Linked DNA regions of Homo sapiens: regions 1, 3, 4, 5 and 6 are each linked to region 2. The links are chromatin contacts, found by Hi-C or POLR2A ChIA-PET in ENCODE. All regions are on one chromosome and are shown on one strand. Each heading gives the region's core, a stretch centred on a gene start or an enhancer-like site at or near the end of the contact. The rest is flanking DNA. Distances are from core to core; before and after follow the strand shown. Region 1 overlaps MAN1A1 (mannosidase alpha class 1A member 1). Region 2 holds the start of SERINC1 (serine incorporator 1). Region 3 holds the start of CEP85L (centrosomal protein 85L). Region 4 holds the start of RNF146 (ring finger protein 146). Region 5 has its middle 84 kb from the start of ASF1A. Region 6 holds the start of NCOA7 (nuclear receptor coactivator 7).

What was found. A loop is a pair of places that touch in the nucleus more often than their neighbours do. ChIA-PET counts read pairs that join two places held with the same protein, here RNA polymerase II (POLR2A). Pooled maps may share reads with other maps.
Region 1: a loop to region 2 is called in a map of CD8-positive, alpha-beta T cell, with 9 times the contacts of the local background. The contact joins the enhancer-like site here to the promoter of SERINC1 in region 2. A Hi-C loop is called at or near these places in 1 of 168 maps with a recorded cell type or tissue (CD8-positive, alpha-beta T cell) and 1 of 50 pooled maps. POLR2A ChIA-PET finds 5 or more read pairs at or near these places in 1 of 52 experiments (T-cell).
Region 3: a map of CD4-positive, alpha-beta memory T cell shows a loop between it and region 2 (32-fold over the local background). The contact joins the promoter of CEP85L here to the promoter of SERINC1 in region 2. A Hi-C loop is called at or near these places in 1 of 168 maps with a recorded cell type or tissue (CD4-positive, alpha-beta memory T cell) and 7 of 50 pooled maps. POLR2A ChIA-PET finds 5 or more read pairs at or near these places in 1 of 52 experiments (activated CD4-positive, alpha-beta T cell).
Region 4: a map of CD4-positive, alpha-beta memory T cell shows a loop between it and region 2 (13-fold over the local background). The contact joins the promoter of RNF146 here to the promoter of SERINC1 in region 2. A Hi-C loop is called at or near these places in 1 of 168 maps with a recorded cell type or tissue (CD4-positive, alpha-beta memory T cell), 1 of 37 single-sample maps with no recorded cell type and 9 of 50 pooled maps.
Region 5: a loop to region 2 is called in a pooled map, with 3 times the contacts of the local background. The contact joins the enhancer-like site here to the promoter of SERINC1 in region 2. A Hi-C loop is called at or near these places in 2 of 50 pooled maps.
Region 6: a map of naive thymus-derived CD4-positive, alpha-beta T cell shows a loop between it and region 2 (11-fold over the local background). The contact joins the promoter of NCOA7 here to the promoter of SERINC1 in region 2. A Hi-C loop is called at or near these places in 2 of 168 maps with a recorded cell type or tissue (both naive thymus-derived CD4-positive, alpha-beta T cell) and 7 of 50 pooled maps. POLR2A ChIA-PET finds 5 or more read pairs at or near these places in 1 of 52 experiments (CD4-positive, alpha-beta T cell).

What each region holds. Positions count from the first base shown.
Region 1 is chr6:119,312,325-119,316,599 of GRCh38, reverse strand. All of the region lies in intron 2 of MAN1A1 (mannosidase alpha class 1A member 1), which reads left to right. Among named protein-coding and RNA genes, the nearest start is that of MAN1A1, 35 kb to the left of the region's middle. RefSeq lists a silencer at 3,322-3,616. Within about 2 kb of position 2,024, at least 7 of the 41 ENCODE cell types and tissues checked have a DNase peak (open chromatin) inside an H3K27ac peak, as active enhancers do; they include CD8-positive, alpha-beta T cell, where a contact is called at or near this core.
Region 2 is chr6:122,468,816-122,473,157 of GRCh38, reverse strand. SERINC1 (serine incorporator 1) reads left to right here and starts at 1,351. Exons shown (of 10, transcript NM_020755.4): 1 at 1,351-1,459. The coding sequence starts at 1,421. It also overlaps a transcript of PKIB not described here. RefSeq lists enhancers at 1,192-1,251, 1,302-1,701.
Region 3 is chr6:118,648,473-118,653,044 of GRCh38, reverse strand. CEP85L (centrosomal protein 85L) reads left to right here and starts at 1,454. Exons shown (of 13, transcript NM_001042475.3): 1 at 1,454-1,848. The coding sequence starts at 1,776. RefSeq lists silencers at 1,101-1,560, 1,761-2,070.
Region 4 is chr6:127,265,255-127,269,379 of GRCh38, reverse strand. RNF146 (ring finger protein 146) reads right to left here and starts at 2,516. Exons shown (of 3, transcript NM_001242850.2): 1 at 2,455-2,516. RefSeq lists an enhancer at 1,828-1,887 and silencers at 2,088-2,357, 2,458-2,557.
Region 5 is chr6:118,808,563-118,812,681 of GRCh38, reverse strand. No RefSeq gene overlaps it. Among named protein-coding and RNA genes, the nearest start is that of ASF1A, 84 kb to the left of the region's middle. Within about 2 kb of position 2,086, at least 7 of the 41 ENCODE cell types and tissues checked have a DNase peak (open chromatin) inside an H3K27ac peak, as active enhancers do.
Region 6 is chr6:125,789,710-125,794,294 of GRCh38, reverse strand. NCOA7 (nuclear receptor coactivator 7) reads right to left here and starts at 3,335. Exons shown (of 16, transcript NM_181782.5): 1 at 3,228-3,335. RefSeq lists enhancers at 2,753-2,852, 3,048-3,548, 3,549-4,049 and silencers at 3,073-3,912, 4,503-4,585.

The DNA.
Region 1 (4,275 bases), core at 775-3,274, 3.2 Mb after region 2:
CAAGTATTAAAAAAAAACTTTTGAGATTAGACATTACATGAAAATAGTATTTGTTTTCTATGGCACACTTTTTTAGCTCTCCTTAGGATATTAAGGGAGCATCTGTGATATCCCAGCAAGGAATACCTTTTTTTGGCTGGGCATGGTGGCTCACTCCTGTAATCCCAGCATTTTGGGAGGCCAAGGTGGGCAGATCACCTGAGCTCAGGAGTTCGAGACCAGCCTGGCTAACATGGCGAAACCCCGTCTCTACTAAAAATACAAAAATTAGCCAGGCACCTGTAATTCCAGCTGCTCAGGAGGCTGAGGCAGGACAATCGCTTGAACGCGGGAGGTGGAGATTGCAGTGAGCCAAGATCGCGCCACTGCATTCCAGCCTGGGCAACAAGAGCAAAACTCCATCTCAAAAAAAAAAAAAAAAAAACCCACAAAAATGAATATCTTTTTCTCTTGATCACTAAAGATCTGTAGTTGCTGATGCTTCCCATGTTGGGAAAGCCCTGTAAGATCTTGGCCTGGGGACCAAGTGAGGGAGATCACCTGTCACCACAGGCCTGCAAGGGGTCACTTGCTGGCCTCACATTGACCACAGAGGTCTTAGCACAGCTAATCTAATGAATTCAAAGTTTCCGTGTTAATTAAAAATCTGCCGAATAAACAGACCAAAAACCCTGAGGTTAAACCTTTAAACACAAAGTGACAACTTCTGAACTCAGTGACAGCTTCTGCCTGGAGACCATAGTCATCAACCACAAGACAGATATTTTTGATAAGGAAATAACTACAAATGGTAGACCCTAAGCTGATGCCAAACTGTTCTATGTAAGGAAAGTGTTCTCAGCAATAGTGCTTCCTTCCAAAAAGGAATGGACTAGATATTCACCTATGAATAAGCCCTTTTCTGACCTCTAACTTTTGAGTTGCTAAATTATAATCCCTTAGAATGTTTTAGAGAAATGGACTTATATTTTGGTCAAGTATTTCTTTATTCTTTTTCTTTTCCCCTGTACCCTCTGCCATTTGGTAACAGCACAAGAGTTTTTATAAAATAATGTCAAAATTTGGCCATAAAAAAAGAGAACCATTAAATGCATATGATCCAATTTTTTTAGCTAGAACTGGAAACACTGGGTTTTCCTTAGGAGAACGAGATACTTCTTAGAAACAGAACAATCTGTCCATTACAAGTAGTGATTACTAGAATTCTCATTTTTTAAAACTGGCTTTATCAGTCATTCTGACTCTTTTTCTAAAGAAATTGCTATTGCTAACCACGCTTTCATTTCACTGGGGAATTAATGCTCAGTGGCACATTAGAATTCATGCAATAGCATTAAATAATTACTGTTTCTTTATATATCTCCTGCCAACTTAGAAGTACATTAAAATTGGCTGTAGGAGAATTCAGGACACCTCAATCTGAAGAAAATCCCCATCCATATATATATATTCTCCACTCAGTAGATAAGAGGCAACCTCGAGTACCTGGCAACAAACGAATTGCACACATAGCAACAAGAAGTCGAGTAATACAGAAAGAGGAAAGAGAAGCTGGTCCACATTAGCTCCCGTGGTGGTAGTAAACTTCAGAAAATATCAGAGCTGTAGACAGCAGCTTGGCATGAGGAGAGGAATTCATGGTTTTCCATAAATCTAGTGACAGGCCAGGTCGAATAGGACAACACCATCTTGTCTGCCCCAGTAGCATACAGGGCAGGAGGAGAAAAGTTAGGTACAGAGCTGGAGCTGAGAGCCGAAGTGGAGGAGGAGGAAGGCTGTGAGAATTGAAGGATGTAGGGCAGGCAAGGAAAGGTGGTGCTGTGAGGGTCTTCAGTTGAGCCAGCTCCCAGTCCTGATTCGGCATGTGTCATTTTGGTGCCAGGCCTGGCCACAGCTTCTCAGACCCCAGATAGAGCTGCCTTCTGTGCATGGAGGAGCAGGAGGGCTCAGAGGCCTCAGATGACTGTCTGAGGTTTGCAAGCAGCAAAAAAGTGAGGGCTCTGTTCAGTGTATAGTGGAGAAAATCAGCGTGAGAGAGTTTCCAGCCTTGCTCTTCTCTACACTACCTTGGGCCTCAGCTTCATATGTAAAACAGGGATAATAATACCCCAGAGAGGGTGTTGTAAGGATTGGATGTGTTAAATTATATCAAATTCCCCTCACAGTGCAGTGTGGTAGCTGTTTGACAAAGTTAATTCACTTCCTCCTTTACAGCCTCGGCCTCCATAACCCATGATGACGACAGCTCCTACAGTTTGATTTGTAGAACAAAATAATACTTCTAAAATGTGAAACTACTGCTCATCCAGTGAAAGAATTGTTGAGAAGCTTACACATAATGCTTTATGCACCTCAGATCTCAAAGACTTTTGCTAATTTGTGGCAAAGAGATAGCACATATGTTGCTACCAGAGCAGTCCGGGAAGCTGGCCCTGAAGGGCAGCCTATGCTAGAAGTGGAATAGAAGCTCCTCACAGAGCTATGGGAACCAGGGCTGGTGGGAAGCCACATGCCCACAGACCTAAAAACAGAGTGGTTAGTTCTAGACGCGTGCCTGTAAAGTAGAGGTTGCAGTGCAAACTGCTGGGCTGTGGGCTAACTGTGGCTCACGGATTTTTTTTTTTAACCCTTAGCCAGCGTAGTTTTGATTTTTTTTTTTTTTTTAAATAGCTTTAGTGAGGGGCTTGACTCTCGTTTTGTCACGTTTCCCATTCACTTCTAGTTGCCCTAGACCTGGTGGTTCTGTTCCTGTCTGGCCCTTCAAATGTTCTGACCCCTTTTTCGAGCCTACCACAGAACAGGGCACAAACCAGAGAGCAGACAGTGGACTCAGAACCAGGAACTGAATGTGTCCTATCCCATTGTCCTAGGGTTGCCAGATGAAATATAGCACTTTCAGTTAAATTTGAATTTCAGATAAACAACTTTTTTTTTTTTTAGTATAAGTAGGTTCTGTGTAATATTTCCATTTCCTAAATCTGGCAGTACTGCTTTATTCCCATTTATAATTCTCATCCTCGCAACCGTAGCTACTAAGTAGTGATTGTCATTGTAACATTGGGGTAAAGAATCTTGAAAATAGAACACCTTGACAGCCTTTGGGAAAGAGAGAAGGGGATACATTTATTTCAGCATTTGAAAGAGCAAAGCATGTGAATGAGTATTTGAATTTCATATGGGGTAAAATTGGAAACTATCATGGCTAGAGGGCTTTTTTTCACATACTGGGTGATGACAGCTAGAAGGTGACTGGAGGTGGCCCTCGCTCACTGAGGAATGATGTGAGGACAAGGATCATTCCTAAGACTGTCTTGGGTGGCATCTTGATACCTGTTGCATGAGAGGGTGCTAAATACTTTCAGATGTAATTGTGGTAGACTCCAGGCAGGCAGTCTTTGTGAAGGCGGAGTCACATCAGGCTCTGCACTGTCACCTCTTGGTGACATTAGCCTCTTTTCTTTCCTTTCCCGTAATTGCTCTGCCCACTCTGAGTTCAGCTAAAGGTCAAAGCATCAAAGGAAGGAGAACTTCCTTCCTAAGTTCTCCCTTATCTGTTTAACCTCCTGAAGCCTAGGAGGACTCTGAGGAGGTGGCGTGAGTGGATAAAGGTCAGCCAGGCTCATTGAGTGTCTTCTAGTCAGGTGCCCTGTCACACCTGATCTCCTCACTGTGCTGTAAGGGAGATAATACTTACTTTTTTAGTAAGCTGTATTTTCTGAGCAGTTTTAGGCTTGTAGCAAAATTGAACAGAAAGTATAGAGAGTTCCCATATACACCCTGTCCCCACACAGGCACAACCTCGCAGTCTCAGCACCTCAACCCACAGTGGTGCATTTGTTAAAATGGGTTATTCTTTTTGAAAGATGAGAGAACTAAGGGGTAGAAGGGCAGACCCTGAGGCAGCTGGCCTCAGGCTTATCCACTGTGACCTGCTCTGCCATGTGGCTGTGATAGACCGGCCTTAGTATCAGGTCTCTTGCTGCCCAGTTGTCCTTCTGGCCCTCCAGATCTTCATTCCCATAAGGAAATGTAGGTGGTGGGGATAGCATTAGATAAGCGGTGGAAGGGGTGGTTAGATTGCCGTCTTTTCTTGATCCATGGAGAAATTCTCTTCCAATGGATAAGTGAAGGTTTGGAGAAATTGTGAATTAATTTCCCCCAAGTTGCTTTTTATCTGTGTCTCTCCGTTCTGTTTTCCAGTTCCACCAAAGATTGAAAGAAATAAGGTTAATTCAATGACCCTAAAAATATTTTATCTGAAAGCTCTAGAAGTTA
Region 2 (4,342 bases), core at 102-2,601:
AAATATTGTTAGGTTTGTAATTTCCATTTCCACTATTCTTTTTTTTTGAGACGGAGTCTCGCTCTGCAGCCCAGGCTGGAGTGCAGTGGCCCAATCTCGGCTCACTGCAACCTCTGCCTCCCGGGTTCAAGCAGTTCTCCTGCCTCGCCTCCCGAGTAGCTGGGATTACATGCGCGTGCCACCATGCCCGGCTAATTTTTTGTATTTTTAGTAGAGATGGGGTTTCACCATGCTGGCCAGGCTGGTCTTGAACTCCTGGCCTTGTGACCCGCCTGCCTCAGCCTCCCAAAGTTCTGGGATTACAAGCATTTCCACAATTCTTTAAACCTTATGGATGCTCTATTATAATACTTTGCTTTAAGAGTGGTCTACAAAACCACAGATAAGGCAAAGAAGAATAAAGCAAGATTGTCCCTTAGTGGTTACAATAACTAGGAGTAGGGATTCTGACATTCTTCCAGATTCTTAGGTGTTTACCCCACCTCGACCCATGCAATTTTTGTAGATTTTACAACACTTTCTTATTATTAGTTATGGGAATGACTATTTCAAGTTTGAGCTGTTTCCCAGAATATTTTCAAGAACAAATAACTCTAAAAAAATAACTGGAACTTTTATAGGAATGCATTCCCTGCAGATGTGCATCATCACCTAATATGCAAGGGTTCCACATGCCTCAACAGCTCATGACATTCGAAATCAATGTTTGAGTTTGATAATGTCTTATCTAACTAATTAAAAATAATTTTAACGTGCAAATTTCTTGTAACATCTTAATAGCATAAGAAATTAAAATATAAGTCAATAGCAAACAGAAATGATACAGAGAAACTGAAGCACACAGATGAATATAAATATCCCAATAAAACTTGTTCCGGGCAGCGGGCTGCAGGAATACGTTGCAAACGCAAGAGCAAAACAGGATGCAAACGTGGGAAAAATGGGAAATAAGTGGAGTTAGGACGGACAAAGACTGAGAAAGAGGAAGCAATCCCCTAAAAAGCAGAGAGGTTCCTCAGATGAAGGAGGGCAAAACGTCAACCACCACCTCAGCTCTGTTCTCTACTAATGCCCAAATGCAAGTGCATGGTAGGTAAAGGTGGGTTTTGCTCACACCGTTTTCTTAATTTGGCAAACTACGGTCAGATCCACATTAGCCGTTAAGTTTCCAGCCAGCAGTCCTTGAGAAATTCTCCAGGAAAGAAGACAGCCGTGTCGTCTAGTGACGCGCATGCGCAGTCTCAGCGCTGCGCGCTCCGTGTTTTATCCTACCCAGGCCTGGAAGGAAGTGACGCGAGGCTGAGGGGCGGGTTGCGCTGTGCGTCCGGAAGTGTCTCGCAGATAGTAAATAATCTCGGAAAGGCGAGAAAGAAGCTGTCTCCATCTTGTCTGTATCCGCTGCTCTTGTGACGTTGTGGAGATGGGGAGCGTCCTGGGGCTGTGCTCCATGGCGAGCTGGGTAAGGTGCTTTTTGCGGCCTCTGGGGTGCTAGTGTGAGAGACCAAAGAGAAGGCGATCCGAGCCGGGGCTGGGTGAGCCCGGCGGGAATGTGGTGCCCCACCCAACAGGGAGTGCCCTCTCTGTCCCCGTTTTCTTCCCGTCTCCTCTCGTCACTCAGACTCAGCTTCAGAGCTTTGGGTCTTGCGAAGAACTGATCACTGGCCGTAAGGTTTAGTGGCGATGGGAAGATGACTCAAATTGAGGAAGAGAACTAGAATAGGGCCCCTCCCCCACCCCTGCTTCGTGAACGCTGTCTCCCATTCTTTGAGGTCCCTTTTCGTGGTTTTGTTTGTATCTGCGCAGGCCATCTCTACAAAGGTCTTTGCCCCTTTCCTTCGGTGGGGTACCCACTCTGTTGTCATCTCTTTCCTGGCGACCTCAGACTGCCGCACTGTCGTTCCTGGATTCATGTCGCCCTCTTTGTTCAGTGGCGCAGATTATGATTAAAAAGTGCCTGTCGTCATTTGGAACCGCCTGGCAGTAATGCTAATGTAGTAATATTGTTTTTGAAACAAATAGTCATAGCTCTGCCGTAACTGTTTGAAGTGTCAATTTCAGATTTCAACTTAAAATTGAAATTTCAGATGACACACGCATGCCTTGTGCCTAATGACAATTTTGTCTTTAGGCACAAAACATGCGTGTGTCATCTGAAATTTCATGCTTAATTAGCTGTACATTGCATTTTCATTAAAGAGTTGTTAGAGTAAAACTATTTTCAGTATAGTGGCAAGACTTTGGTCCGTGTGGCACAAATTTCAGTTTATTTAAGATAATCTCTGCCCCCTCCAAAATAGTAGGCAAAACATTGGCAGTGCAGTTAATAAAGATATTTGTAATTTTAGGCGAGGTATTTGGACTCAAATCACTTTTCTTTAGTCTGGAATTTGTTAATTCTGTTTCTAACAATTGCTTTTCTGACTTCCCAAATGATTCCGTTATATATACTCTTAAAGGTTTTGATATGTCTTGAACTAAAAATGTTGAATTTTAATCAAATAATAATGTGGGGATTGTTACTCCAGCCAGTCTGTTCTTTTGATTATATGGTATTTCTTCTTGCACGGAAGCCTGGAATATTTTATCTCAAGATATTAGAGAGTTTAATTATTGACTTTTATACAAAAGAGGCATATTTAGTGTGATAAACAGTTTTGAAAACTGATAATTGATTATCATATAAGATTGTTTTCATCGGTTTTTTATTGGAAGATGTTATGCAATTCAATTTGTAATGTCGTATCTTGTCCAGTTATGAAGTGGGCGTGCTGTAGTTTTTTGTATATAATAGAGATTTAAAAGATGAGATACATGTTTTCCCTTTTACAAAATAGATCGCCACCTTTATTGATTAGAAGAATGTCCGTGATAAAATTGACCCTGCCTTTTAGTTTCTGTGTTAATAGCGAAGTACATTAAAAAGGTAGAAGCAGTGAGGCAGTTTTTTAGAGATGGGGGTCTAAGTGTATTGGCCGGGCTGAAGTGCAGGGGATGGTCGTAGTGAACTGCAGCCTGGAACTGCTGGGCTTAAGTGTAACCTCAGCCTCCCAGGTAGCTGGTACTACAGGCAGGTGCTACCGTGCTCAGTTTGGAATTTATTTTATTGTTTGCAGTTTCAGTAATCTTTTTCCCTTTTCTTCCTTGTGCCTCTGTCTCTATTCATTAATTGTTTGATTTTACTGCAGGCCAATAGTCATTGAAGGGGACCATCTCTTCCACATTCTTAACAGTTAATGTGCTCATTTACTTAGAGGTTTTGATGAAATTAAAATTTATTCAGCTTTTCAAAAGTAACACTCAGAGCCTGCTGCAGTGGCTCACGCCTGTAATCCCAGCACTTGGGAGGATGAGGTGGATGGATCACTTGATGTCAGGAGTGGGAGACCGCCTGGTCAATATGGTGAAACCCCGTCTCTACTAAAAATACAAAAAAAAATAGCTGGGTATGGTGGCACATGCCTGTAGTCCCAGCTACTCGGGAGGCTGAGGCAGGAGAATTGCTTGAACTGGGAGACGGAGGTTGCAGTGAGCTGAGATCATGCCACTGCACTCCAGCCTGGGCAACAGAGCAAGACTCCATCTCAGAAAACAAAACAAAACAAAACAAAAAAACAAAAATCAGCCGGATGTGGTGGCGCACACCTGTAATCCCACTCGGGTGGCTGAGGCAGGAGAATCTCTTAAGCCCAGGAGGCGGAGGCTGCAGTGAGCCAAGATGGCGCCACTGCACTCCAGCCTGGGCAACAGAGTGAGACTCTGTGTCAAAAAAAAAAAAAACAAAAACAAAAAACAGAACAAAAAAAAAGTAACATTCAAATCATTAAATTAGATCAGGTAAGCCAGAATTAAAAACAAACCAACCTCATTCTTAATTAGTACAAGTTTCTGCAGGCTTAATCAAATTTAGTAAAAGTTTTTTCCTTATTTATAAAATAATTGTAGAAAATGTCTGAACTATAAAGAGACAAATTATGTGTAATACCACTGAGCAGAAATTGGAGTGTTAAATTGTTCACTTTTTGTTTGCTGCTAAGAGACCTAGAATTAGATTGATCATAATCCTTGGTTCATGGCAGTATAATTTTTTATTCATGCATGGTTGTCTCTTTTTTTGATTGTTAATTACTTTAAACATTATAAACATCATACCAACTAATCCTATAACTATAACATTACCAATCACTAATACCTACTTACATGCTTTTCCCCATCCCAGTCTCAACATTGGTATTAGTGAGTAGACAGAATTGATTTTTTTTTTGAATGGGTGAGCCTTATATACAATACCTATCAAGATATTTAGTTTAGTTAAGTCGTTAAGAACTAGTGATTACTGAGTGCG
Region 3 (4,572 bases), core at 205-2,704, 3.8 Mb after region 2:
TTCTTAGAACTGCATCACAAATGAATTTCAAAAATTCTGTTCCTGAGACTGTGGTAACTACAAAGCATGAAAAAAAAATCTATACATAGTGCTATAGCTTCTGCTAATTTTCTTTTTGGGACTTAAAAAAATCTATCCTCTTCAAGTGTTAGATAAAACGAGCTAGTGCACATTAAAATAATAAAAAGGAACCAATCACATTCGTCTTTCATGTTTCTGTATCTTTTTATCATCAGAAACAGCTGACCCTTGGCTAACATTACATGATTTGGAGAAATAATTGGAAGTCTACCACAGGGAGACTAAATGTAAAACTCCAATCAGATAAATTACAACACGGATGTGGTAAGTGATAGAACACACACCTAAATCTAATTTAACTTCCAAGAATTTTAAGTAGTATTTCCCAATTAAAATGTCTTTAAGGGAAAAATGCAAATATGAGGCCTTTGTTAGCAAGATTCCAGAACAGGAAAAGCGGAACTCAAAGCCTCTCTAGTTAAGCGACCTGCGTTCCGACTTACCTCTGAGTGATGGGCCTACTGCAGAGCCCGCCTCCCACCACAGTGCTGGCCCAGAATTTTTTATACGAACTAGTTCGTAACTAAACGTTGGAAGCATCACCATATTGCCAGTGAGAAGTAAGATTTAAAAATAAAACGATGCTGTCCCTTTTCGCCCTTCCTTAGGACGTCTCCTCCTGCACTAAGGGTTCAGGTGAAGGGTGGAAACTGGCCAAGAAGAGGAAGAACGTGAAGGAGTAGGGGGCAAGGAGGAAAGGGCTCCCTTTACAGACTTTGGTGCCATTTTTACTTTCTGCTTGCTAATCTGAAACGTTGTGCGATTACAATGACGGCCCCTCTCCCCCTCGGGTACTAATTACCCCCGGGCCTTTTCCGGTGCACATCCCGGTGCTATATTCTGGTGCCTGTGTTGCCCCCACGCCCCCATTAAATTAGTAAAGGAAAACCACCCCTTTTCTGCCCCTAAAGTAATCTATAAACGAAGGAATACAGATGAGGATTTAAATCCCAATCCTAATTCCAAGGGAGGCTGGAAGCCCCCTCAGCCGCGCCCTGGCTTGGCTTTTTCATCTCGAGCGGTTGTGACGCCAGGGGCAGGTCTTCCACGTGTCTTCACAGAGGTGCCCGGAGGGAGGGCGTGAGGGATTACCCAAGGGAGGGGCGAGTATCGCAAAATAGGCCAAGTCGCTGCCCTCTACTCAACTCGCAGGGCGGGAGGATGGAGACAGAGGGATGCGGCGGGAGGGCGGGACAGCCCAGTCGCCGCCAAGGAGGCGAAGCGGGGTCGGGGTAGCTCACCCGCCCCCCGCAGTCCCCGCCCCCCGCAGTCCCCGCCCCGCGCGGCGCCGCGCACGCCTGAAGTCATTGCCCGAGGCCCCGCCCCCTCGCGGCCCCAGCCCCGGCTCTGGCTCTGCCGGCGGAGGGGGCGGAGAGAACCCGCAGCTGCAACTTCGCCTGGAGCCTTTGAGCCTGGGCTCAGCCGGGGATCTAGCAGCCGTCACCGCCGAGTCGCCGCTTCCCCGGCGCGGGCCTCAGCCCAGCCGGCTTGGCCATGGCAGGCGCCGGCAGTGCGGCGAATCTGGCCCCTGCGCTCCCCGCCCGTAGCTGAGCAGCCGTTAACCAGCCATCCCGCCTTTCCTCCTGCCCGTGTCGCCGAGGCCCACGCTCCGCGCAAGTTTCCGCCGCCGAAGAAGCAGGAGGACGGACGTGAGGAGTCGGGCGTCCCTGGCCCACCCGGCCCTCTCGCCCGCGATGTGGGGGCGCTTCCTGGCTCCGGAGGCCAGCGGCCGGGATAGCCCCGGCGGAGCCCGCAGCTTCCCTGCCGGTAAGGAACGGGACAGCGCCCCGGCTGGGGTGGGGGTCACGGCCGACCGCGGCGCCTCGGGACCTCGCCGCCGCTCCCCTCCCGCCTCAGGCCTGTCTTACCCCGGCCGCCTCCCCGACGCCGCCGCGTGCCCAGTGTCCTCCCCGCTGTCAGCACCCGGGCTGACATATGGCTTGCCGCGTCCCAGGCGCATCAGCCCCGCATCCCGTCGTCCCCGCCGCTCCTCCTTGGGCTGCAGCCCCAGCGCCCCCAACTTCCAGCTCGCTTGGGCCCCCGCGGGTTGGGCTTTATTGTCTGCCCGGTTTTTTCCTTTTACTCGTGGGGTGTGTGACCTGCGTGATAACGGGGCTTGCCCGTTTGCTCGCGGGGACCCGGGCGGGAAGGTCGCTGCGACAGTGCTGCGGCGGCGGCCCGGGCGCGTCTCGGAGGGGCCGCAGTTCCGCGCCCTCCCGACTTCTGGTAGGCGCAGGCTGGGGTTGGCTGTGCCCACGCCCGCAGCCGCTACTTTTAGGGCGCGTTTTCGGGAGGGAGGATGCTGCCAGAGATGCGGCCGCTCTCAGCCACCCCCAAGGGAACTTCAGCCCCTCGGAGGAACCTGGTCGCCGCCCCGCAGCCCCTGCGGCGTAAGAGGAGGGCGCGTCCTGCAGTAGCCAATGGACCATTGAGCAACCGGGTTACGAATCCGTTTGGCTTTCCGTGGCCCCTTCAAGGAAAATTAGGGGTTTGCTGCATTCCGTATCTGAAGGGGTCTGTTTGTATCGGACAGCCATTTCATGCTTGCGTCGCTCAGAAGTTGTGTAGGAGCCACAAAATTAGGATAAATCCTCCCCTAACTTGGGATAAAAAATAAGTCTTGGGTTGCCTGTGATATGTTCTCTAAAGATGATGGTCTTTCCAGGCACTTTTAATCTTGAGTTTTGAGGCCTTTTGAGAAACTGAGTTATATGGACATTCTGCGCAGAAAAAACAATGCCATATATACATACGCAAAATTTTCCCTACAATTTTAGCTGTTTCTGGGACTCCTGTTAAGTAACCTTGCTCCACAAAGTGTTTGAGCTCGACTTGTGTAACTTAGAGATATTTTTGCATACATTTCCAAAGCTGTTATTTACAAAACAAAAAAGCAGAAGCAGCATTTGGAAAGGGGTCTTTTGATGGTAATATTTTCTGCTATTTAAAAAAAATCAGGCACTGACCGAGTCACTAGTATCAGGCTATTGAAATTTCGAATAATGCAATTCTTTGATAGTTTAGATATTTGTGATGTGTGGTTTTTAAAAAGACATATGTACATTTTAAAAAGCCAGAGTTAGATTTGAATCATTCACTTAAGTTTGGTCCTGAAACACTTAATGTATGTTAATGAATGATTTGAATCATTCACTTAAGTTTGATCCTGAAATTTAATGTAGGCATGAATTTAGTAAAAAGCAGTATTAAGTAGGGATTTTTTTTTTCTAAATTGTATGTTATTTGTCCTAAGGAGACAGTTCAGAGGTTTCCCGAGTTTACAGATTATTCACAAATCCTGTCATCTAAGTAACTTCAGTGATTGAGAAGCTACTTCATTATCCCTAGGGGCTGGAGGGAGTGGTTTCAGTTTATCTGAAAATGTCAAAAGCCATCTGTAATGTCTTTGCAATCTAACCTATTAAAATTTATTCGTGATAATAGCAGCTTGTTTGGAGGTATATCACTGAGGCATGGTGTCTATTTTTCATTGTTTTCTAGGAAGAAGAGAACATTTTAGTATTTAAAGTTAGGTAACGAAGGACTTTGTTATGTTGCAGCCTCTAGAGAGACATTTGCTATGGCATAGAATAATAGTGGAAGAGGATACTTTGTAATTACTACCCTAATTGAAGAAATTTGGACAGTATAGCTGTACCAAAGTATGTATTTTATCTCAATTTGTCAGTAATAAACTATTGACAAGTCAGGACATGCCTTTGTAAAGTTTTTTTTCAGTTACATGCTGAAATAGTAATGTAATTATTTATTGTGTTTCTTCCCTTTTTGAGCAAATATAAATATTTAAAATTATCTTAGATAATTTTAAGTTTTAAAAAGTTCTACCTTAGATGAAAAACTTGTGTTGCTTCTTGTGCAAGTGAGCAGATGGTGAAGGTCAAGATAATGACCTCTGAGTTGATTCATGTAGGGACCTTTTTTCCTGATAATTGGAAGGAAATTTTTATTTTTGAAATATTGTTCAGTATATCTTTTGAATAATTTGAGCAATTATTCCAGCCCTAAAATTGGACTTGTCTGAAAACAAAGTGTGAAGGCAGGGATAAGTAAATAATTTCTGGTATTAAAATGAGTTTATCTTAATATGTGGATTAATTCAAGCTGTCCTGAAACTGGTTTATTTGTTTATACAAATATATAACTAGACTAAAGGAAAAGCCAAAGGTACTATAGAACCACTTTAGTTTTTTTTTTTTTTTTTTTGAGACAGTCTTTCTCTGTCGCCCAGGCTGGAGTGTAGTGGCGCGATCTCGGCTCACTGCAAGCTCCGCCTCCCAGGTTCACGCCATTCTCCTGCCTCAGCCTCCCGAGTAGCTGGGACTACAGGCTCCCGCCACCACACCCGGGTTATTTTTTTGTATTTTTAGTAGAGACGGGGTTTCACCGTGTTACCCAGGGTGGTCTCGATCTCCTGACCTCGTGATCCTCCTGCCTCGGCCTCCCAAAGTGCTGGGATTACAGGCGTGAGCC
Region 4 (4,125 bases), core at 1,267-3,766, 4.8 Mb before region 2:
AGCAACCATTTCATAAATAAGAAAGCTCTTTGGCAAATTATCTGTGTGACCTTGGTCAAGTCATAACCCCCAGTCTTTTGTTATCTCATCCTACTCTATAATTCTGTAATTCTAAGTTCTAAATGCTTTAATTAGCAGTCCGTTAACAACATTTTGGATTTGAATTAACCCAAAAGGTAACACGCCATGAAAACTAAAGATAGTCCGTAAGTAAGCACAGGTGGTTGTAGCCAAGTGTTACATAAATTAGTTTCTATATCCACAAAGATGTTGTTTCACAAATTCAGATTCCTCAGGCACAAGGCAACCAAGAGAATGGAAAAGGCTCAGTACCTTCTATTACTAACACGGGAGAAAAATACGCATTCGAATTCCCAACTGTCAGTGCTGTTAGATGTTTCCTGGTAGTATATGGTTAACATATAAAATAATATTCTTTAAAAAGATCGATATTGTGAAAACAAAAGATTTAATATCCTTTTCTTCTTTTGACTCAAAATATCGTTTTGGATCCTTTAAAAAAAAAAGTCTGTTCCTTTCCTCTGACAAGTTAGGTTGGTGGAGACTGAAACAAAACACTTTGTAAGTTGACATCTCCTTTTAAAAGAAGTTATTTCTTTTTTCTTCTCTTGTCTAAAAGACCAGCTATTTGGAGAGAGTTTTCCTGATAATTATAATTCTACCAAGTTCTGAACAACCAGCGAAGAAAAAAAATATTTAAATGTATTTCCAGTCTGCCCACATGATACACTGGCTCATTTGAGACATAAATTCTAAATGAAAGATTGGGCTGAACAACATCCTCCACTTTAAGATATACAAGGCACCAAAACAAACACATCCAAAATCTATTTTTAGAGTGGTGTTCACTCTTCCGGTTTTCTCTTTAAAACGAGATTTAGTTGACCTATTTTCATGTGTTTTTAGGGCACCCAGACACTCTATACAAACAATATTTGCTAATCATAAAACAGCAAAGCCAAAATCACAAATCCTGTTATCTGTGTGGGACATTTTCTCCACGTGTCCTTACGTGCCATGTCTTTGAAAAGTCTAAATATAGATTCACTGACTAAAATGTCCTAAGTCTTCCAAATTCTATAATTATATACTGGATTGAATGCCAATATTATACGTTCACATCCCATTTGAAAAGTACACACACGAGGTGGGGGGGATGTGCCCACTACCTGAAATGCCAATCATACAAAGAACAAAGCGTACCCTATCATCTTTGGGCTTTCTTCTCTCCTCAGTTCTACACTGTTTCGATATTACAAAAATATTAAACAAAATGTTCAAAACTTGAGAAATAAGTGCTCACTAAAATGGCACTTAGAGAAAATAAATTAAAACATATACCAATATGATTAACGAGAAAAGATTCTAGTTGCCAGGATGTGTGTGTAAACTTACAGTCCTGTAGGTTTTACCTGTGGAGAGGACGGTTCCGTCTCCACTCTTAAAACAATTTTACATTCTTTAGAAGCCTTAGCAAAATAAATAGCGACAACAATGGAAGACCCACACTCCTTCAGACGGGATGGAGGGTAGGAAGAGAACTCCCCACCCAACAATCAGAACAAAGCAACAGCCTCAGCTTTTAAGATGCAGAGGGTTTGGAGGCTCAAGGGATATTCTGAGATCTCTTAATTGTTCCGATGCTTCAACAGCCGTCAAAAACAACTAAGAATATGCAGCGCTGGGCTTCACTAGGACAAGGTGCAGGGATTGCTCTCTTCGTTTTAGGCAAGACCGAGACACTGAGCAGGAGAAAAAAAAGGAGGAAGAGCGAGAGAAGAGAAAGCAGCAGCCAGAGACACTCCGGGAAAAGGCAAAAATGCAGACTGTACGCCCTGGCTTCGATCTGACCCAAGGCCCAAACTGTCTGACCCCACACGGGAAAACATGGAGCAGGCTACCGCCGAAAAACCATCGCCGCCCCTACACCTCGAGGCCAGAAGGTCCCCGGGTAAAGGCCTAAAACCACGGCCCAGAGGGGAGGAGAGGGACCCGCCTGCCACCCGAGGCAGCGAAGCGGGCTCAGGCGGAAGAGGCTGCGCAGTAATGGCCGCTGCTCCGCCCCTCGCACCCGGACCGAGACCAGCTCCGGCCGTCACCCAGGGCAGGGGCTGCGGCGCCCTCGGGCAGCGCAGGGGCTGTCACGGTCGTCTTGCCTGCCCCAGCAGCCAAGGCGGGGGTGGCGGAAAGGGCTGAACTGTCCCATCCCGCCTCTGCGCGGACAGCCGGGGCCGCGCCAGCCCAAGGGCGTCCATCTACGTACCGGCCCCTGACCCCGCCGCCGCCCCTCTCAGGCCCCGAGCGCAAGGCCGACCCGGAGTACGTTGCGGCTGGAGGTGACACCGCGAGCTATGCCTCCTCTCCCCGAGTGAGGATCCTAGAGTGGCCGGCGTTCACCCTGCTCCCCCGAGAGGGCCTCGCTCCGACTCCCACCTCTCCGGCCACAGCTGCGGCCACCTCGCAGTCTTTTCTCTCTGGCCTCGGAGCCCGCAGCTGCCGGGAACGCGCGCGGCCGTCACGTGACCACCCGGCGCGTCGCGGAGGAGGGGCCGCGACGCGCCGCGCACCCGCACCCGCACCGGCGAGCTAACTCCGGCGCCTCATCGTTCTGCCCCTGTCTCGCGCCGCTGTCTGCCGGTACTCTCTTGCCTGTGGGGAGCGGCGACTTCGCTGCTTGCATTCTTCTGGCTTCTTTAGAGTGTGCTTGCTTTGTATTAGGGCCCAGAGGCTCTGAAAGAGTGCAGTTCCAACAGAAAGAGATTTGGGGTGGAGGAAGTAAAACGTGTGTAGGACCAGCAGGTGGTGCTGCTCAAAAATCCAGCTTTGCTATCCTGAGGAAGCTCTGGGGCGCCTAGCTGAGTTTCGGCTTAAAGATCCCTTAGCAAAAGTACTGCTTGTTCCCTTTCAAGAAAAAAAATGGGGAGGGGGGGGACGGAGGGGAGAGAGTACTGTAGGACTTTCCAATTTGTTCTCCTTTTTAATGGTTGAGCAATTTAATCGGGGAAAAAATGAGTATTAGTTTTCTTTTGAAACCCCACCCTTTTTTTAAAAAAAACAGAATAGTGCCTGAGAAACTGAAGAAATTAATCTGCATGATAATCTAAAATTAAAGAGGTTATTTTGATCGCAAGCCTGTGGTTTTAAACATCAGAACTCTAGCAGTAATTCACCATTTTAGCATGTACATTTCCTTTTTCAGAACTGATTAAATTTTCCTAATTTGTAGGAAAATGAAGAGGGTGGAAGAGCAGACCTTTTATCTTTAGAAGAGTATGTATTTCAACATTCTATGACAGCGTCTTCTCATTTGCATTAGTGTTGCATTTTGGGATTTCATTAACTGTTTGATTCAGGATTGGAAGTTTTCAGTGTCCTTATAGGTATAGAAATGTATATGTTTTCTGTTATTCCTCTGAAATCAGTTTATTTCAGGGTTCTCATTCATATATATCAATATGTAACCCAATCTCTTGAAGGGTGCATCTAGTTCAGTGATGCTTGCGCGTGTATGCAATACTGTTCCATACATGTAGAAATATTGAAGTGTATATCCTTTAACTTTAAGCTTAGTTTTCTATCTTTATCTTCTTATTAGCCACTCAGTTTTGTCCCTCTATCCTACACAGCCCATGAACAGAGAATAGCTAAAATTTGATATGTACTCGAAGATTCCAGCTTGAAGAGGTAATGCTAATATTAACTAACAATGTGCCAGGTGTTGCTCTAAGTGCTTTATTCATATATACCCACTTAATTCTCATAATAAACTATGAGGTAGGCACTATTATTATTCCCATTTTACAGAGAGAGAGACACACACAGCTGAGATTTGAATCCAGGCACAGACTGTAAGATGTCAGCTAGTTCAACCCCTTCTCACTCATACCCAAGGTCTTTGTATTTCAGTAAATGGTTGCATCTTTCCTTGTTCAAACCCACCTTTAACTCCTCTCTTTTATGTCTTATATGCATTTGGCATATAACCTGTTGGCTCTTCCTTCAAAGTATATCCAACTACTTACCACCTCCGCTACAATCTGCATCATCTCTTGTTTGGATTATAGTGTTACGGTAGACCAGGAACTAGTCTTTTGACTCTATCCT
Region 5 (4,119 bases), core at 837-3,336, 3.7 Mb after region 2:
CACTTCCATATGTTTATTCTTTGGTACTTACCCAGATAGAAATAACTACATACCTAAATATTTTAAACAGACATAATTATTAGAAGAAATAAAATACCCAATACATATTGAATATCCCTTATCTGAAATGGTTAGGCCTGGAAATGTTTTGGATTTTGGATTTTTTTGGATTTTGGAATATTTGCACTATACCTATACTTACTGGTTGAGCATCCCAAATCTGAAAATCCAAAATCCAGAATGCCCCAGTGAGCATTTCCTTTGAGCATCATGTCAGTACTCACAAAGTTTTGGATTTGGGATTTTTCGATTAGGGATATTCAACCTGTATAAACATCCTTCTTACTAAAATGTTAAACTTCTATCACAGACTGTTATGTGTTATAACTGCCTCATTGTGCTTATATTTAATGCTCAGTCTCACAGCTTGGTCAGAGTCCCTTTATGTTGACCTGAATGTCCTTTCATCATTCTGATGCTTCTATAAAAGCATCCATGCTATCCGAAAACAACAGGATGTTCCATACCCATTTTGATTTCTTCATGCTCCATGTCATGGAGTCAGCTATCCCCAAGGTACTCTGTTTCCTTTGAAGGTCAGTAGTGTTAGAGACCAAACTCTAGGCCTCAGGGTCACCTGTTCAGGAGAGTCACTAATGGGCAAAAGTTCTTCCACTGCTGTTGGGTCAAGTTTAGTAGGTTCAGAGCTGGAAAGTGTTTTGATGTCCTGAGGTCATGTTTTATCCTGCTGTGTCCTACTTTTGTTATAGACGTGATTTCATGATGACTAAAACTTTCTCTTGTATGGTCTTTAATGTGTGTATCAAGGAAGCACATGGATTGTCTTGGGGGAATATGAACAGTCTCACAGGTCACATTTCTGTTCAATAAAGAGAGGTGTAAAAAATAACCTTTGGCCGGGTGCGGTGGCTCACACCTGTAATCCCTGCAGTTTGGGAAGCTGAGGTGGGTGGATCACTTGAGGTAAGGAGTTCAAGACCAGTCTGGCCAACATGGTGAAACCCCGTCTCTACTAAAAATACAAAAATTAGCTGGGTGTGGTGGTAGGCGCCTGTAATCCCAGCTACTCGGGAGGCTGAGGCAGGAGAATCACTTGAACCTGGGAGGCGGAGGTTGCAGTGAGCCAAGATCATGCCACTGCACTCCAGCCTGGGTGACAGAGTAAGACCCTGTCTCACAAACAAACAAACAAAAAACCTTTAATTCTGAATCAAGTTGCCAAAATATTTTGATTTCAGTCCCAGTGTACTTCTTGAAAACATTTTAATAATGTAAAATTATCTAAACACAATAAAAACTATACTTAATTTTATCTGTGAGAGGGCTAAACCAGAATTTAAATTCTATTGTAACTATATGAGATAATGGAATTTTCTGATACTGTAAAAGATTAATCTTCAGTGCATATGTAGTATTCTAAAATGTATAATAGGAATTTTATTGTAATTTTTGGTGTCTTATAGAAATATGAGCAAAACAAACATATTATTCTGATATCTTTAACTCTGTGGCTTAATGCAAATTTTAAACTTTTTTGAAGGTATACCAAAACATTAAACATTTATTCTTGGTTGACAAATTTTAATTCTAACAAACTTACACATTCTGTAGGCATACTTGATTTCTGTTCCTTCTCCATGTGCTAAACCTTCTGCTTAACGGGTGGAATGCTAGAGAAAATCCTAGGTTAACTCAGAGAGCTTGCCTTTAGCCAGTTCACAATATTTAGGAGTTCAGAAACTATCCAACCTTGAATTCTAGGTCACTAGAGACTTCCTGGGACCTGGTGAACCTTTCAGATGCAACTTACCAAACAACCAGTTTCCAAACCTATTAACATCACAATGTAGGAAGCTAAGCCAGTGCTTCTTCCTCAGTGTTCAAAACCATCCTCTGAGCTTGCTTTCCTTATTAACATTCAAGAAAGATAAAAGCGCCCTGGCTCACATTAGTACCCACTCCAATTGGGGTGTTCCTGTCAGTGTTCTGTCTTGCATGTGACATAGCCCCCCAGGTATACGGGGAGCCATTACCCACACACATCCTCTTCACTGTCACTCAGAGGACATGCACAGGAAGTGGTGGCAACCGCCCCTTATGACACACTCAGTAGTTCTTGTATCTGTTCCACTGCCACATCTCTTCCTTAAAGGCTTGAAAATGCATCTAAGGGTAATATTTGTAATAAAAGTGAACTTGACAGATATTAAACTAAATTTTAAAAAATTGTGTCTGTGAATAGTCCGGTGCAAGATACAGTTTAAGGGAGGAAATGGGATATACATACTGGGCCAGGACTTACCGAGAAATGAGTAATTTCTATATCTTGTGAATGCAAATTATTTTTAGGCCACTCTTCTTTATGTTTAGTTGGAATTGCAATTCCTTGGTAGAGGTGAACCGACAGAAAGCAAGCATTTGTATCAGGTGTGTTTTTATGTGGGAACAAACTTGGTTTAACTTACAGTTTTCATGATAAGCAAAACCAATGCTGGAATATTGCTTACTATTTTGAGATCTAACTTTTTCAGTGCTCAATAATACATAGAGTGCGAGGTGGGCAGATTACTTGAGGTCAGGAGTTCAACACCAGCCTGGCCAATATAGTGAAACCCCGCCTCTACTAAAAATACAATAATTAGTGGGGTGAGGTGGTACGCTTCTGTAGACCCAGCTACTTGGGAGGCTGAGGCAGGAAAATCGCTTGAACCCGGTAGGTGGAGGTTGCACTGAGCTGAGATTGTGTCACCGCTCTCCAGCCTGGATGACAGAGTGAGACTCCGTCTCAAATTTAAAAAAAAAAACAACATAGACTGGGTAATAGAACAAAACTAAGAACAAGGCAAATTGGGTTCTAGAACTAGCCAACAGTGTGGCTTCGCCGTCTTCAGCGGTCTTGTCCATAAAGGCTGAGGATCAGGCCTATCTATTACATATTGCTGAGTTACAGAAAAGGAAACCCTCAGAAGCTAGCTGAAATAAAGGCAAGTTTGCTGTAGGGATACAGCAGGGAGTCTCATTAAGGACAGGCAACAAAGTCTCACCAGGCCACATGGGCCCAGAACTGGAAAGTCAGGACTGAAACTGTTCCCTCAGCCTCTCCTGGATCCTCAAGGTCCCGTGTTGTTGCCTCTCTCAATGAGTGTGCTCCAGTTTCCTGTTCCTCCCAGCAGCCCCACGTTCTGTGCTCACTCAAGGCTTATCTGCTCCAGCTACCCTCTGGCTTTTGAACTACTTTGGGGCCTGGCTCCAGCTGTGACTTTCTCTGACCTTGCCAGATGATGCCCTACCTACATCTTTCTGATTCAAGCTTTTTAGTTCAGATTCTTGGTGGGTTCATCTTGGCTTGAAAGGGAGTAGAGGATGAGGAGAGTGGCCACCTGGTATAGACACAGCTGCTTGAGCTCTGGGTGGAGACAGTCTCAGAGAGTGTGGGGTGGGAGGCAGTGATTGGCCAGTCTACCGCATCTCTATCTCCCTGGAGCTTTTGGTTTAAGGTTCTATAATTATACCACTTCTATTGATTCTATTATAATTACTGAATTAAGAGAGCTTTAAGGCACTTGGGTCATCTTTCCCAAGGAGCTAGGTAAATTCCTGACCTGATAGCAGCTAGGTACCTTACAGGGATTGCAAACCACTTTTGGCTATACGAGAAGTGCAGCTTAGGCCACAGGCCACAGAGGGAGCTACTTATTGTGTCACTAGTTATCAAACTTCCGTTTTCCTGTGTATATATTGCTCACCATAACTACAGCATAGCTGTTAAAAATACTTAAATGAAAGTCAAAGTAGATGGGAGTATGTAAAGAGTATTACTCTGAAATATGTTTAGGAATAATCTCTGTGGTTAAGAGATACATATATTATTTTCCAGATTTTCAACTTTACAATTGCCAATAAAACAGGGACTAGATCCAATATGAGGAGAGGAAAATGCGAAAGTGTCTTAGGCCTGCTTTAATCCTGTTTAAAATTGTAGAGGAATGATAGTCAAGAATAATTTTAAACTGAGGAGTAATGCAATTTTGACCTCTAATGATCTTATTTAATCACTCTGGGAAATGAAGTTGCTTTTTCAGCAGGAGAATTAAAGCT
Region 6 (4,585 bases), core at 2,086-4,585, 3.3 Mb before region 2:
ACACACAAACACACACACACAAGTTGTTCAGGGTAAGTAAAGCTTTTCTTTGGCATTTAAAGTTAAATGGAATTTCTTGCATGAGTCTTCAAACAGAAACTATAGAAAGTACCATGATCATAACCACATTTCGAAAGTAACATAATAGTAAGTTTCCTCTGACTGTATTAATAAAATCCCTCAGTGTGGGCATATGGGGGGGTGTTAAGGATGCAAAACAAGGTACCAAAGTACAGCTTCTGAAGATCTGGCTAGACTTCTGGTCTAACAGCTAGTATTGGAAGGGAATAGGTTGACGTCATGGCCTTTGTTCAGCCAACCCCCCGTAAACATCATTTCTCTCAATTAAGCTTCTGATCAAATTTAGCAACAGAAAATTCATATTCTCTGGCATGTACAGAAACAAATGCATTTTGTATCACTGTTGAGGGGAGACCAGTAGACAACAATCACTCTTTATGTATTCACTATATCTGAAATTCAAGGTCATACAAATTTACTTCTGTATATTTTTTTCTGCAATCAACAATTCTGATTTTAGCACAAGTGAATTGAGTGGATCCTGTTGAATTTAAACAAACAAAAAATTATGGGCTGGGATTTTAAAAACAATAGTAAATGGCATTTAGCAAGAAAGGAATAGAGGTTTCTAAAATACAGCCTTTAGGAAGATAAAGAGAGGAAATCCAGGTCTTGGATTGCATTCTGGTGGTGCTTGTGGGGGCGGAGTGCTGGGGGATCAGGAGGTAGGACCCAAAAGTGAGTCAACCAATCCCAGAGGCACTGCGCATTTGGTTGTAGGACACACAGAAGAGAAAAATACCTCTTCAAATCTGAGATTAGAGCTTTTATTTGACTGTGATTCCAAAGCCAAAGTAATAGCAGTTAAACTGAGCAGTTAAAGGCTCAACTCCTACTTGTAAAATGAACAAATAAGTGCTTATAAGTAACAAGGTAAAGAGAGCTTACTGTAACCAAAGGGGAGGGCTTTTTTGAAAAGCTTAAAGTGTGCAAGGAAGAGCCAGGTAAATTAATTGCTCAATACCCTGGGTTACAAATTTAAGAAGTGTAAAATGTAATTATCTTTATTACAGGAGGGAATTTTGGCTTTGTTTTAATAAATCATAACAAATTAATTTTTTTCATAAGTTCCCTCCCACTGTTGGTTCCTGCAGTCTTATTAACTTTTATAGGAAAGTTTTATTTCCTTATCCATCTAGGAAGAAAATAAGTAGGTTGGAGAAGCAATAGTAATAAAGTATGGCCTACCATATTGTGTAAAAATAAGTCATTTGAGTAATATGAAGTGAAGATGGTAAAGATGCATTAAAATGTCAGAAAGAAAACCTGGGAGCATGCCCAGATAATATTGTTAAGCAGAGACTGAAAGAAGTTCACACTGACTCATGAAATTCATGTGATGGAAAAAAGATGAAATCAAAACAGAAAATGTCATAGTGTAAAAATAAAGCAAATAAAGTTTGATGCAGTTAACCTTGTTTTTCTTTTTTTTTTTCAAAATGATATAACATTTTAAAGCAGGAAGACACTGTATCTTGCAAACCCTCATTTCACAATCCCCTGGCTGTCAAATTTGGAAACTGATGTGTTTCTATACCGAGGAGAAAACAGTTTAAATTGTGTATCTATATCACACATTTTGAATCATTTAAGAATCACAGACACTTCTACATGTTTTATTTCTACTTTTGCCTGTGATAAAAGACATGATAATTAGATCAAACCTGAAAAACTCAACTCTAAAATAAGTGAATACATCACTTATTAACCAAATCATTGTTTCCTCTGGCGTAACTTACAATTTTCTTTAAAACACGACTTTTACTTTTTAAATTGTGTTTGAGAGCACAGTTGAAGTTGGCATGATTACCAGTGAGACTGGAAATTTTGCAAGCTTAGACATGAAATGAACTTAAGAGTTGGGGAGAATTACCTCATAACCTTGATGACATATTACAGAAAGATAGCATATGGTCCTAAAGATGTCAGAATTGAAATATAAATGTTAAAATAACTGAGTTTGCCTATTTATACAAAGAGGCAATTTTTGAAATTCAATTAAATTTCACCGGCTACAGAACAATTCTGTGATTCTAAATTGTGGTTTTTAGATGAAAGCTTGAAACACAGTTCATTCATTCAACAAATAACTAATGGGTACTTATTCTGCATAAGATGCAGAAGATTACAGGATTTAAAAAAAAACAGATTCAAGATTCTGTCCTATTTGAGCTTATACTGAGTCACTTCTCCAAATCTCTATACCTAAGTGACTATAAAATTGGAGCTTACAGTGATGCATTTTTCAAAACTTTAAGCCTTATTGCTGAATATAAAATAAAAAATGATAGTCTGGGAAGAGGGAATCTTGCCAAAAGCTCTGATGTATAAACTTTACACCTAGAGGAGAAAAAAAGCATTAATACATAACCAGTTTCTGAGAAATACAGAGCATAACATCGAGTTGGAAGTTAGGCTGGGCACAAGGCTGCCTCTGCTGGCTGACCCGGTACATCTTTCCAGCAGAATCTCAACTCCCGACACCTGTATCAAAGTTGCCACTCTTAAAACACATCCCTTCACGTAAGCAGAGGCTCCTAAATACTCAGCACAACAATATCCCAGCCTCATCGATCTCCAGAATAATCTGACTTCTAGAAGGACCTTCTCTAAATTGGCCCTAACGTGTTGACGGTAAGGGTTTGCCCCATCGATTTTATATACCAACTAGCTAGCTCTGAAATACACAAAAATCCACAGCGACTTCTACATGCCACTAATAACCCTTTGCCTGTCTACATGTTTTGGCTAGAAAGATGGGAAGAACGCATCTGCTAATCCAGCCGGAAAAACACAGTGACATATTTCCACCTGAGCTGCTGAAAATCCAACGGTCTTCTCCCCAAATAAGCCCCATGCCAACCTGTCCTCCCCACTCTCGTACTGGCGCGCACCCCCACGAGCCCCCCAAGGGGTGGGCGGGGAAGGGTCAATCTCTCCTTCGCCCCCGCTCGGCCTCCCGAGCTCAAGCAGAGGTTTTCAGGTTCACAGGGGGCTACGCCCAGCGCCATTAGCACACCTCCGAGCGCTCCACCGAGCCCCCGGCGGGAGGCAAGTTTGGCCGGTCCTGGACCCTGCTCGCGGCCTCTCGGCGGCAGCATCAGCGGCGGGCGGCGGCGAGGGCTGGGCCCCGCCTCACCACCTACCTACAGGGCGGGGGCGCCGGCTCCTGGGGTCCGGGAGAAGGGGATCGGTCGCATGCATTTCTGGGAGCGGTGGCCTCTGCTGCTGGGCGCCGGGGAGCGCATCCTCTCGGCGGGTGGAAGGAGGGGTCAGGGGAGGACCGTACGCCGAGGAGGAGCAAGAGGAGGAGGCGGGAGCTCCGAGGCGCGCGCCCGCGGGGCCCCGCGTCCGGATCGGGTGTGCGCAGCCGCCGCAGTCGGGGTGTCTTAGGCCTCTTCCCACGCGCGACGCCTCGCCAGCCCCGCAGCTGCGCCCCCCGTCAGGGCATGGGCCGCTACGGGGTCCCGGGCCCGGCTGAAGGCGGGCAGTCACGGGTGGCGCGACGCTGTGCAGACGCCCGCCTCTAGCTCCTCCCGGCCAGTGGCGCGCGCTGCGCCTCACAGCGGTTGCGGGGGCCTGGGAGCTCGCGCCGGGCTCTGCCGCTCGGACTGCAGTTGCGGCATCCTCCCCGCCCCCCGCGACCTCCGAGCTGGGAGGCTGGGCACCCCGGCTACCCGCGGCTGCTGCAGCCTCCGCTGCCGCGATCCCGGCGGCTCCGCCCCGGAGAGCTGCGCGTGCGGCCTCCGCAGGCCTCGGCCCTTTGTGGCGCCTCCCGAGTGCGGGCGCCTTGCTGCCCCAGCGAACCGCCGCCTGGCAGCGGCACCTAGGAGGGTCCTCTTACCTCACCCCGGGCCGCTTCCCCCTTACAGTTGGCCCGCCTGGCCCCTACTCTTCGTGGGAAGTAAGGCTTTGACAGCAGAGCAGGAGTTAGAGCTTTTCCCCAGCTTTAAAGCCCTTTGACTTTCCTTCCAGCTCAGGACCGATGGCCACAATAAATTCATCCTGTGTCCCTTCTGGCGTTGCGTTTAACAGAGGGGCCCACCATCTCCTTCCCCCTCCCGTTCCCGGTACACCATCCTGGATGCTGCCAAATTGCAGTCATTACAGCAATAAGAACATAGCAGTTGGGCCCTCCAGCCGACTCTTGGCAGAGACTCGAGAGAACCTTGGAGGGGGAAGGTTTGCATCAGCTGCGGGGCCTGTGCCTGTGAGCTCCCCATCCCCAGTTGGGTGCTGTTCCCTCTGCGGTCCCATGACCAGCACTGCAACATGACTAGGAGGATCTGGCCGTGGAGTTCATTCACTCTTATACGCAGAAAAATATCCCAAGGAAGGGCCTGCAACTACTCTGTTAACAGTGTGTTACAGGCCTTCCACACAGATAAACTAGATAGCAGCCTCCTCTGGGTTGTTGACGCAGCTTAAGCTGTAATAACCTCTCTGGAAGGCGGAGCAAAGCGTTAACAGTGGTGGCTTTGGCATTTCAGCAGCAGGTGGTCAT